Regions from separate parts of the Homo sapiens genome. Here regions 1, 2 and 3 are each linked to region 4. The links are chromatin contacts, found by Hi-C or POLR2A ChIA-PET in ENCODE. All regions are on one chromosome and are shown on one strand. The core of a region is the stretch at or near the end of the contact, and the rest is flanking DNA. Distances in the headings are between cores, read along the strand shown. Region 1 holds the start of SSTR2 (somatostatin receptor 2). Region 2 holds the start of CPSF4L (cleavage and polyadenylation specific factor 4 like). Region 3 holds the start of SLC39A11 (solute carrier family 39 member 11). Region 4 overlaps LINC00673 (long intergenic non-protein coding RNA 673).

The links. Hi-C counts contacts between places; a loop is a spot of excess contacts on that map. ChIA-PET counts read pairs that join two places held with the same protein, here RNA polymerase II (POLR2A). Pooled maps may share reads with other maps.
Region 1: a loop to region 4 is called in a map of heart left ventricle, with 5 times the contacts of the local background. The contact joins the promoter of SSTR2 here to the enhancer-like site in region 4. A Hi-C loop is called at or near these places in 40 of 168 maps with a recorded cell type or tissue (B cell, CD4-positive, alpha-beta T cell, CD4-positive, alpha-beta memory T cell and 22 more), 34 of 37 single-sample maps with no recorded cell type and 43 of 50 pooled maps. POLR2A ChIA-PET finds 5 or more read pairs at or near these places in 2 of 52 experiments (activated CD4-positive, alpha-beta T cell and activated T-cell).
Region 2: a map of B cell shows a loop between it and region 4 (11-fold over the local background). The contact joins the promoter of CPSF4L here to the enhancer-like site in region 4. A Hi-C loop is called at or near these places in 7 of 168 maps with a recorded cell type or tissue (B cell, CD4-positive, alpha-beta T cell, OCI-LY7 and 4 more), 16 of 37 single-sample maps with no recorded cell type and 24 of 50 pooled maps.
Region 3: a map of HepG2 shows a loop between it and region 4 (2.8-fold over the local background). The contact joins the promoter of SLC39A11 here to the enhancer-like site in region 4. A Hi-C loop is called at or near these places in 1 of 168 maps with a recorded cell type or tissue (HepG2), 6 of 37 single-sample maps with no recorded cell type and 8 of 50 pooled maps. POLR2A ChIA-PET finds 5 or more read pairs at or near these places in 1 of 52 experiments (activated CD4-positive, alpha-beta T cell).

Annotation. Positions count from the first base shown.
Region 1 is chr17:73,163,588-73,166,287 of GRCh38, reverse strand. It overlaps SSTR2 (somatostatin receptor 2), which reads right to left and starts at 1,278. Exons shown (of 2, transcript NM_001050.3): 1 at 1,000-1,278. RefSeq lists a silencer at 1,024-1,363 and an enhancer at 1,904-2,153.
Region 2 is chr17:73,260,516-73,263,215 of GRCh38, reverse strand. It overlaps CPSF4L (cleavage and polyadenylation specific factor 4 like), which reads left to right and starts at 1,336. Exons shown (of 6, transcript NM_001129885.1): 1 at 1,336-1,500; 2 at 2,233-2,283. The coding sequence starts at 1,398.
Region 3 is chr17:73,091,419-73,094,118 of GRCh38, reverse strand. SLC39A11 (solute carrier family 39 member 11) reads left to right here and starts at 1,431. Exons shown (of 10, transcript NM_139177.4): 1 at 1,431-1,508. RefSeq lists a silencer at 2,271-2,502.
Region 4 is chr17:72,559,552-72,562,251 of GRCh38, reverse strand. The region is part of intron 1 of LINC00673 (long intergenic non-protein coding RNA 673); the gene reads left to right. Among named protein-coding and RNA genes, the nearest start is that of LINC00673, 32 kb to the left of the region's middle. Within about 2 kb of position 1,296, at least 5 of the 41 ENCODE cell types and tissues checked have a DNase peak (open chromatin) inside an H3K27ac peak, as active enhancers do; they include stomach, where a contact is called at or near this core.

The DNA of each region.
Region 1 (2,700 bases), core at 29-2,528, 600 kb before region 4:
CAGAACCCGGCTTGGTCTCTGTGCGGCTAGAGCGAGAGCCCCCACTGGCAGGGTGACAAAAGCCCCTGAGGGCCACCGCGGCGCGTGAGCGCCTGGGAAAAGCCGGGGCGGTGCTGGCCTACGGGGTTGAGAAATGGAGGGGCGAGTGTCAGGACCGCGGAGCCGGTTGCTCCCGGCTGGCACAGAAAGTCCTCCTCCTGGCCATCCAACTCGCTGATCCTCAGAGCAAGGGTTTCCCAAAGAACTCTGTGCCATTTCCAGGAAGACGAGGCAAGAGCGGAGATTGTGGCGCCAGCACGCCCAGTATCGAAACGCACAGCAGGGGTGCCGGGTGTGGGGGGGGGGCGCTGAGGACAGAGACATCGGGGCGCAGAAGACAGTCGCTTGGGGGACTTGGCCAGCGGCTTTTGGGCACGGCCTATGCAGTGGTTTTTTCTCTCCAAACCTAGACAAACTGTCCTTTCTGTCCCGAGGTGGGGGACGGGGACGGATCCTAGATCGTTCAGCGTCTAGGGAGAGAAGCCCCTCTTTCTCCGCTCTGCGCCCGCCGCCTGCCTCTGGCAGGCTCGGATCTCCGGGTGCGCTCCCGCAGGAGCCCCAGCTGGCATCTCACGGCCTCGCTCCCCTCGCGCCAGGTCTCTTTTGTAGGGGGCTGGGAGAGAAGTTGTCACCCGTCGCAGCTACCTGAAATCTCGGGCTAAAGGGCACACGCCACGCACACGGGCATGAGGCTGCGAGGACACGTCCGTTCCAGCACACTCTACCCACAGCCCCCTTACTCAGGCAAGGGTACCCGTTGTCGTTCATTCCTACTACAATCACCCCAAAAGGCACAAGAGCGGAGAATCACGCACCGGGACCTAAGCTCAGGCACTCGGATGGGCACACCACCATCAGCGCAGATGCACACAGGTGCCCAAGTGCGCTTCTCGCTCCCTCCATCTCTCTTATCACACACACACACACACACACACACACACACACACACACACCCCTCACCTTTGCTTTTCCGCTGCAATCCGCTAGCTCCGGTCTCCGACACCCAGCGGCTGTCCCCGAGCCAGCTGGGCGCCGGGGCGCGCAGCAGCTTGGCTAGCGCCTGGCGCCGGACGTTTGGGGTTCCTGGCTCCTCGACCCTCTTGTGCCGGCTCCCGCTAGCCCCTCGCACGTAGAGAGCTCCCCTCGCCCGCAGACCCCCGGCGCCAAGCCTCAGACTGGGGCTCTGGGCGCTGGTGGTCTTGCGAGCGCGCGCGCATGGGTGGCTGCGCCGCTGGGACTGGCCCAGCCAGCCCGGGCCCCTCGGCACATTTCCCCACGCCCCCCTCCCGCTACGTCACAGCGGCTTCGCTCCGCCCCCCCAACCCCTCCTCCCGGGTCCTGCAGAAGGACAGGGGTGAGACCGGCTGAAACGCCTGCGGGTGGCCGCAGGCAGAGCTTACAGACAGCCGGGGAGCGGGGAGAGAGGGGACCCGCCTGCGGGGGCGTAAAAGGTTAAGCGTTTTCGGTCTCCTCAAGACTCATGGCAAGGACAAGCGCTATTTTCCCTCTGATTTCACAGAGTCGATTCCCTTCCACCCATATATTCTAGGCAGCTGGAGTGGCGGCCGGGGTGACCCAGACTTATACCGGGACCTCTGTGATTTCCTTAGCCAAACAAGTTAGCAAAGCTGTGTTTACCGTGGGCCAGCCCCGGGCGCAGGGCGCAGGGCCAGGCTAAGAGTAGGGAGAAAAAGGGCTCAGGGGATAGCGCTTCTCCATGCAGTTCCCAATGAGCGCAGGGAGTGTAAACCCGCACCTGGAGTCCAAGATTCAGTCCTAGGAGCCATCAGAGGGCCAGTGGACGTCGACTGGTCCCAGCTGTCCCTGCGTCCCACAGCTTGGAGGTGCAGCGGCCATACAGGTGGTCCCCTTGCTGTAGCCACGTCAGTCAGCACCTGCTGGTCTGACCCAGCACAGTCTCTCCTACATGCTGTGAGGGAGCAAAGGGGAGCAGGCAAGAAGTGGGAGTCGCATGGAGTTGCAGCTGTTTATTTTTGACTGTGATGATTCAGCCTCTTTTCCAATAGTTTAATAAGTCATAATCAATCCTGCAGCCTCCCCTTCCTCACCCTCCTCCAAGTACATAGGTATACACACACACACACACACACACACACACACACACCATCCTCAGTACAGTTTTAGAGGATGTGAAAACAGAAAGCAAACCCCAACTAGCTTTCTCTGTGAGCTGAGCTGCCTTGATTTGTCCATCCTATTATCTGATTTCCAATTCACCAGGGAAAAGTAAAAGTCCAGAAGCTGTGTGGCAGGTGGGGTGAGCCTTAGAGATAGATGAGTGACATGGAAAAGCAACCACCAGGTACAGCAGCAGCCAGCTCTCTCTTCTATCTGGGCCAAGCTGTATCTTGGGGTACCCACTGTGAGATGGGGATCAGGAGTTTCCATCTCTCTCTGAGACGTTGGTCATGATAGGGCTTAAATCTTGGCATCCTGGAGCTCAGGGTGAGATGGAAATTGAGCTGCAATTGCCTTAAGTTCCAGGAGTCAATCTGGGAGCCAGCATCTCTTTTAGACATGTGTATGCAAGTGGAAGGGCTGGGGTGGCTAGCTCACTGGAAGAGGGCTGTGTCTGCTCACCGTCAGTGGGAAGAGGGAGAGGCAGAGAGGTAATAGTAATATCAGGAGGGCATCGTGGAA
Region 2 (2,700 bases), core at 87-2,586, 700 kb before region 4:
GCTGCCAGGCTTCTGTGAGCCTTTAATGAGCCTGTGTTGACAGATGAATGCATTCTTGGGACTACTAATCAACGCATACAACTAAGGCCAAGAGAAGCCAGGGTTTCTACCCCAGGGACCCCCTTGGCCCCACCCTCTAGCCCTGGAGCTGGGTCCCTCTGCCTCTCCCAGGATGCAGTCAGAGGCCTGAGCTTCTGGAAACTCTTGGATCTCGTCCCTGCTCCTCCCAGTCCCACCTCGGCTCCAGGTGTCTATCTCTCCAGCTATTTTCTTTTCTGATCTGGAGTTCAAAAGAACAGATCTAGGAGCAACAGCCACGGGGAACAACAGCCAGCAGGCTAGTTCATGTTGGCCCAGCTGAGAGCCTGCGGGGCTGCCCACCTCTCCCTGCTGGGTTTGGGCACCCAGAAAGGAGGGCGTATGGGTTCTGGTTCTATGGGCATTAAAAGCCAATGTGACTGAGAACAGCAGCTCTAGTTAGAGGCAAGGCCAGTTTGGGGCCAGAGCAGGGGGAGGGGGAACCTGGTCTAATTAGAGCCCTAACATGCTCCTTTGAAAGCATTGTCAGATGTCCCCAGCCCTGCAGGCAGGGGTGGTGTAATAATAATAAAACAACATTTGCATAGAGATTTCATTTATAAAGCACTTTCTCAGGGGTGGGGTGGCACTGGGTGGCCCTGTGGAATCCTGGCTGGGAGGCCGCCCTGGCCTTGGTCGGTTCCGCCCTCCCGCCAAGCTGGCGATTGTGTGCGAGGTAAACAAAGCGCCATTCATCCAACTGTTTCAGTTCCTCTCCTCTTCATTCCTTTTTCCCTGTCTCCCACGAAGAGCTCACTCGGGGCTTGTCACTCAGGCCAGAAAAGGGGTGTCAGGGGCCCCAGAGGGAGACCCCTTCCCTCATGGGAAGAAGCGGGGAGGTGGGACGGCTCCCTCCCTCTGCAAACCCCCACCACCCCCAGCTCTGGCAGAATAACAGCCTTGCTGCGGTTGGTTTGTGCAACTCTTTGCTAACCTGTGGCTGTGTCTTCATGGACAAAGTATGAGCCCAGGTTTGGTAATGTCTGTGTGCACGCCACGTTTGTGTTCGGTAACATGCAAAGATAAGCAGTTTGTGGGGCTCTGCGAATCCCTCCCTATCCGAGTGAGCCTTGTGTACACAGTGTGGGGGTGAGGGGCCCTGGGGTGTCTGCCCCTGCACTGGGTGGGCCGGGTGAGGCAGCTGGGCCCTGCTCCTGTACAGCCCAGGCTGGAGCGTCCCCTGCAGTCACCTGGCCACTGGCACCCTGGGGTGAAGGGGGAGGCATTGGGCGCTGGCCCCTTAAGGGCCTCTGATGAGCTATATTGGGCCCACCTGCCTGGGTTCCAGCAGCTTCCGCAGCCCCAGCAGGAGACGGAAGATGCAAGAGGTCATTGCGGGGCTAGAGCGGTTCACCTTTGCCTTCGAGAAGGATGTCGAGATGCAGAAGGGCACTGGGCTCCTGCCTTTCCAGGGCATGGACAGTGAGTGAGGGTGGGGCCACTTTCCCTCCCCTACCTTCTCTGTTTTTTTTTCTTTGAGACGGAGTCTCGCTCTGTAGCCCAGGCTGGAGTGTAGTGGCACAATCTCGGCTCATTGCAAGCTCTGCCTCCTGGGTTCACGCCATTCTCCTGCCTCAGCCTCCCGAGGAGCTGGGACTACAGGCGCCCGCCACCACGCCCAGCTGATTTTTTGTATTTTTAGTAGAGACCGGGTTTCACCATGTTAGCCAGGATGGTCTCAATCTCCTGACCTCGTGATCCGCCCGCCTTGGCCTCCCAAAGTGCTGGGATTACAGGCATGAGCCACCACGCCCAGCCTCCCTCCCCCTTCCTTCTCTACAGGCCTCTCTGCTCAACTCCCTGATGCGACCGCCCCTTCTCTGTCTCTCTCTTCTGTGGCTTCGGGGCAACCCATTTTCCAGACTGAGAAAGAGAGGCACAGAGAGACGGTGAATTGAGAGAAGCCACACTGGCCTCCCGAGCTCCTGGGCCAGGCTTGAGCCCCTCGAGCTCCTCTGTTTCAGAGTTGGGGGGTTAAGGGTTGAGGTCTGCTGGCTGGCTCTGCAGGTTAACCTCTACAGGGCCCAGATTTGGGATCCCATAGGCCAGAGCCTGGGGGAGGTCTAGGTGGGACATGCCGATGGAGGTGGAGGCTTCCGGAACAGCTGCAGCCTCTGGGGAAGCTACCTTCTCCGTTCCCTCTTCTCCTTCCAGAGTCGGCCTCAGCTGTGTGCAACTTCTTCACTAAAGGGCTCTGTGAGAAAGGTGAGTTAGCAGACAGGCCTGGGCCCCAAGCTGGGTGAGTGTAGGGTCTGTCTGAGCTACACCCAGCAGGGGCTCTGCCTGGCCTGGGATAGGGTGTCGAATTTGCACCTGGGGAGGGAAAATTGGGATGGAACGGAATTTTATTTTTATTTTATTTATTTATTTTTAGATGGAATCTCGCTCTGTTGCCCAGGCTAGAGTGATCTGGCGTGATCTCAACTCACTGCAACCTCTGCCTCCTGGGTTCAAGCGATTCTCCTTCCTCAGCCTCCCGAGTAACTGGAACTACAGGTGCATGCCACCAAGCCCGGCTAATTTTTGCATTTTTAGTAGAGATGGAGTTTTGTCATGTTGGCCAGGCGGGTCTCAAACTCCTCACCTCAGGTGATCCACCTGCCTGGGCCTCCCAAAGTGCTG
Region 3 (2,700 bases), core at 182-2,681, 530 kb before region 4:
CAAATAAAACACAGGACACTCAGCTGGGTTTCAGTTTCAGATCAACAACAAATATGCCTGTAACATAAGTATGTCCCACACATTGCCCGGGGCATATTTATAGTAATAAATGACGTTATTTTTCTGAAATTCAAATTTAATCAGGCTTTTTTTTTTTTTTTTGAGATGGAGTTTTGCTCTGTTGCCCAGGCTGGAGTGCAGTGGCGTGATCTTGGCTCACTGCAAGCTCGGCCTCTCGGGTTCACGCCATTCTCCTGCCTCAGACTCCCGAGTAGCTGGGACTACAGGCGCCTGCCACCACGCCCAGCTAATTTTTTGTATTTTTAGTAGAGACGGGGTTTCACCGTATTAGCCAGGATGGTCTCGATCTCCAGACGTTGTGATCTGCCCGCCTCGGCCTCCCAAAGTGCTGGGATTATAGGCGTGAGCCACAGCGCCCAGCCCAGGCATCTTGTTTCTATCTATTTATTTATTTTGTTTTGTTTTTGGCTAAATCTAGTCAATCCTATCCTCTGGTCTTTTCACAGAAATCCTGCAGATCAAAGCCTTTGACCTAGGGCAGTGCTTTTCAAAGGGTGGTCCCAGGACAGCAGCATCAGCAACTCCTAGCTCAAAACAAGATCTCAGGCCAGGCGCGGTGGCTCATGCCTATAATCCAGCACTTTGGGAGGCCCACACGAGTGGATCATTTGAGGTCAGGGGTTCGAGGCCAGCCTGGGCAACGTGGTGAAACCCCGTCCCTACTAAAAAAAAAAAAAAAAAAAAAAAAAAACAAAAATTAGCGGGGCTTGGCAGCATGCACCTGTGATCCCAGCTACTCGGGAGGCTGAAGCAGGAGAATCGCTTGAACATAGGAGGCAGAGGCTGCAATCACCCGAGATTGGGCCACGGCACTCCAGCCTGGGCGAAAGAGCGAGACTCCATCTCAAAAAAACAAAAGCAAAAACAAAAAAATCCCAAAATGTCAGCCCCACCCAGAATGACGGAACCAGAGCCTCTGGGGGTGCTGGCATTTTGTGTTTGACCCCCTCCAGTGATTCTTTTGAGGGTCATTGACTGGAGAATGATGCCGATGCCATCACATTACCCGCCCCCAGCCTCTCCCGCAACACACACACAGCACATCCTGCTCTGCTGCGCACCCAGTGGCATGGACCTGGCTGCCAAAGGTGTAGAAGCATAAGTAACATCAGGGGTGTTACAAAGGGCTCTTTCCTTGGGTGTTTGTAGCTTCCCTTAGGGCTGCAGTCACTCGCAGACTGCTGGGCTCTTGGCCTCAGGGCTCTGTTCTGCCCGCCCAGATCTGTTCCTGAGCCTGCAGACGGCTGTGAACCAGAGAATCTATTCTTCAGGCGGGAGTTGCCAGTTGCGGCCAAGGGGGCGGGGCCCGGAGGCGGGAGGGCCACGTGTGCGGGAGGGAAGCAGGAAGTGACTGCGGGAGTGGAGCCGGCGAGAGAGTGGCAGCGGGGGCTGATGGAAGTGCAGTGGGGGCTGGAGAGGGCACCCTAGTGAGTTGGCTTTTCTCTCCTTCGGTGCCTTTGGTTGGGCTCGAGGCCCGGGGTCGGAGGCCATCAGGACAAGAGTGTGGGACTTGGAAGGGCAGCCACCTGGAGCTTGGAAGGGGGTACGCCTGGAGAGAGGAGGGGTTTGGAGGAGAAATTGGAGGCTTTGGCAGGTGTCGGGGCGGGGTGGGAGGGTGAGGGGCGGTGGGAAGGAAGTCCCCGGACCCCGGCTATGTCCCTCTCCAGGGTGATCTGGAAGGCAATGACATGCCTTCCTTTTACAGTCCTAACCCAAATCCTCTTCGTTCGTCCCTTCCTAGGCGGTGTGTGGGGGTACCCGGGATTCCTGGGAGCAGAGGCAGCTACAAATCCAGCTGCTCCCAGGCCCCTCCCACTTGCTCTGGCTGTTAGCTGGACCTCTGGAACTTGACTGGGAATCTGGTTAACTTGCAGCAGGTCTGGGTGGGGCGTGACAGTGTGCATTTCTAACTAATTCCCAGGTTGGGTGGTCCGCGGACCACGCTTTGAGTAGCGAGGCATTAGAGAACTTTTCCACAGTCCTCTCCGCCCAGACCTGAATCCTTCTGCTGGATTCCCCCTCGTGGAGTTAGGGCATGTGTGTGCAGCTCCACTAAGGCCCAGCAGCCCTAGTGCTGTTTCCACTTCTGCAACTTCACCAGCCTCTTGAACTGACTCTTGGAAGCGGAACAACAGGTTTAAAAGGGGGAGAAAGGAAATAAAGAAAACAAACCTGTATCAATCAGCCGGGAATGCCCATGTGCTGCTGTGGCAGGTGTGTACAAGTCTACAGGCTGTTGGCATGTTAAAAGTTGGAACGGTCAGAGAATGATTCTCCCTGCTGCTAACGAATCAGGGTTGATGGAATTAATATCCCCATCGTGAGGAATTCTGAGCCCCATTGTGTAAGCTGTGATGGAGATGCTGTGTCCTAAAGTTGTTACTGGTCTGCCGGTTAGAGAAAACTTCTTGTTCTCTTGGGACTCTGCCAGAAACTTTTTCTTCTCTTGAGACTCTGCAGAAAACTTTCTGTTCTTTTGGGACTCTTCTTTGCTCTTGCCAATCCCACATGGGGCAGGAGAACTCATTTTCTAAGCTCTTGGTATTGTAGAAGTTTTACCAGTTTTATTTATTTATTTATTTTTATTTTTTTTTGAGACAGAGCCTTGCTCTGTCACCC
Region 4 (2,700 bases), core at 47-2,546:
TTCATGGGCCCTTCAGAGTATGGCGGGCGCTGGTTTGTGCCTCATGGATGGTCTGATGGGGACGTCAGCCTGGGGCTGTGTTGTCCTGGATCTGTGTGTCCCAAGAACCTCCTCCTGGTTGGTTCCATATTCATGGGCCTCCCTGACCTTCCTCCAAAACAGCTGCAGGGTGGCAGAATCTGCCCTGGTCACCGAGACTGAGCCCTTCAGTCTGAGATAAAAAGTCCCCAAAGAAGGGTTACAGCTCACCCCCAGGAGCTCAGCCCCATGAGCCCTCTCCCCACCACCATGCCCAGTGGGTCTCATGAAGACACCCATGCAAGTGGTCATGGGAAAGAGGACTCCCCCATACCTTGCTCCAGCACGGACCTTGCTCCAGCACCGGCCCTGCTCAGCCAGATTTTCAGAACGAGAGGGATATTCTCATCTGTGGCAAAGAATATTCTCTATATTCTGTATACATCATTTGAGACTTAAATGGGTTTCAACAGATCCATTCTTCTTGTAGATGTAGGAAAGTTTGACATATGATTGTTCTCTGCCAAATAGCCATGTTCGCGGGATTCCTTTTGATGGAAATTATTTATTAGGACAAAAAGGGAATAAGTGCAAAAAACTTGAGCAAGACTAGAAACAAAATAATTGATGGCTGCCTCTGTGGTGCCATTTTTGGATGATGGCTGTGTCTGGGGAGTCAGGCTGGGTGTCTGGGAGGGCCACACTCCCTGTGAGCTCCGGGACAGGTAGGTTGCCTGGAGGTTTCCTTTCTGGTGTCACCCTGTAAGCGTCTGTGGATTTGTGCAGGGTGCCTTGTCTCTCCCTTGCATTTTCCCGGTGGGTCTGGGGCAGGACACGGCTGGGGACAGGGGTAGAGGACTGGCCACTGTGGCCAGAATGAGGTGCAGGGAGGGACAGGCAGGTCCCTCATGGCCCATAGTGCCTCTAGGGGGTGCATAAATGCATATATATGTGCACATACACACGTGCATGCATACTCATGCGTACATATACACAGCCCCCCACCTTGCCTTTTACAGAGCCATGAAGCAGCAGATGCAACCGAATACTGTGCAGCATGAGCCACAGACGTTTACGGGAAGAACCGGCAGGAGGCGCCGGGAAACTAAAGGGCTCCAGCTCTCTGAGTGGTGGCTTTGCCATTGTGGCTGTGCGAGCTCAGCCTCCTGGAAACCCGCCCTGAGCTTGGTTAACAGCATTCACTCCAGGTTTAGCCCAGCTCCAGGTTATCGCAGGCAGGACTCCCGAGAACAGGTTCATGTTTGCTTTTTGGGAGGTGCTGCGCTAAAGTGGAAAACCACCCTGGGCCGAGTGGGACCTCCCCAGCTGGGCGGCTGTTAACCAGCCAGGATGTCTGACCCTGAGAAGTCACCGTGCACTCTTGGGACTCATTTTTCTCATCAGCAGGATGGGGTGATGGAGCTGGCCTTACTGGGTGCTGGGGATGATATAAAGAGGTGGCGTGTGCATGTCTGTGTGTCTGTGTGTGGGCGAACATGTTTGGTAAGTGATAGGCTCTGCACACGTGCACGGCACCATCATGGTTCCCTCCCTGCAGCACTTGGCACGCAGTGGGGGCTCAGAGCACAGGCCGACTGATGGCCTGGGGTTGCAGCCCTGCTCCGTGTGTCCCTGGGCACTTGCTTACTGACCACCCCACAGGTGAACACGGGCAGGTGGGTGTTTGGAGGTGTGAGGCTGAGGAGGGTCTGGATCTTGCAGCTCTTGCAGCCTGGATAGTTATGGGGTCTGGAGGGGGCTTTTATTGCGCCTGGTGCTTCCTGCTCAGGGCCAAGTCTGGGGCTGCCTGACTCTTGGGCTCTGGTGCCCTCTAGTGTTCAGGTTATATTATTGCAGGTGCAGGCCATGTACACATTTACCAGCAGCCTAACTGGGTCTCCCTTCTCTCACCCCAATCCGACATGGATGGAAATAGCTTTAGAAAACTCACATGTCTTTGGCAGACTATTGAACATACCTGGTCTATCGCCAAAAGGACTTAAGGCATTTAATTTAAAATGTTATTTTCATAAGTAAAGGAAATAAAGGCTGGGCGCGGTGGCTCATGGCTGTAATTCCAACACGTTGGGAGGCCCAGGTAGGAGGATCCCCTGAGCCCACAAGTTTGAGACCAGCCTGGGCAGCATAGTGAGGCCCTATCTTTTCAAAAAACAAATTAGCCGGCTTGATGGTCCCGGCTACTTCAGAGACTGAGCTGGGAGTTTGAAGCTACAGTGAGCTGCGATCACGCCACTGCACTCCGGCCTGGGTGACAGAACAAGACCCTGTATCTAAAAAAATAAAAATAAATAAAGGAAGGAAAAATAAGATAAAAGCCACGGGGAAAGCTGGGATAAAATATTCTGCTCTAATCCCTATATAATTGCTAGGGGTGGCAGGGCTATGGTCCGGTGTAGGCTAGTACTTTCTGGGTCAGCTCTATCAATTCTTATTAGGTGAAGTTATCCACGGGCTGCCACTGTGCAGAGAGATGCGTGGGCTCCCCAGGAATGCTCTGTGGTGGACGCATCCTCTTCCCACAGGAAATTCTGAGCTTCAAGGATCTTCTAGGTTCTTTCCCCGCCACTTTCTACTAAGGAGGCCTGTGACATAAATACAAAAGTGCAGGTCTGGGCTGGGTGCGCTGGCTCACGCCTGTAATCCCAGCACTTTGGGAGGCTG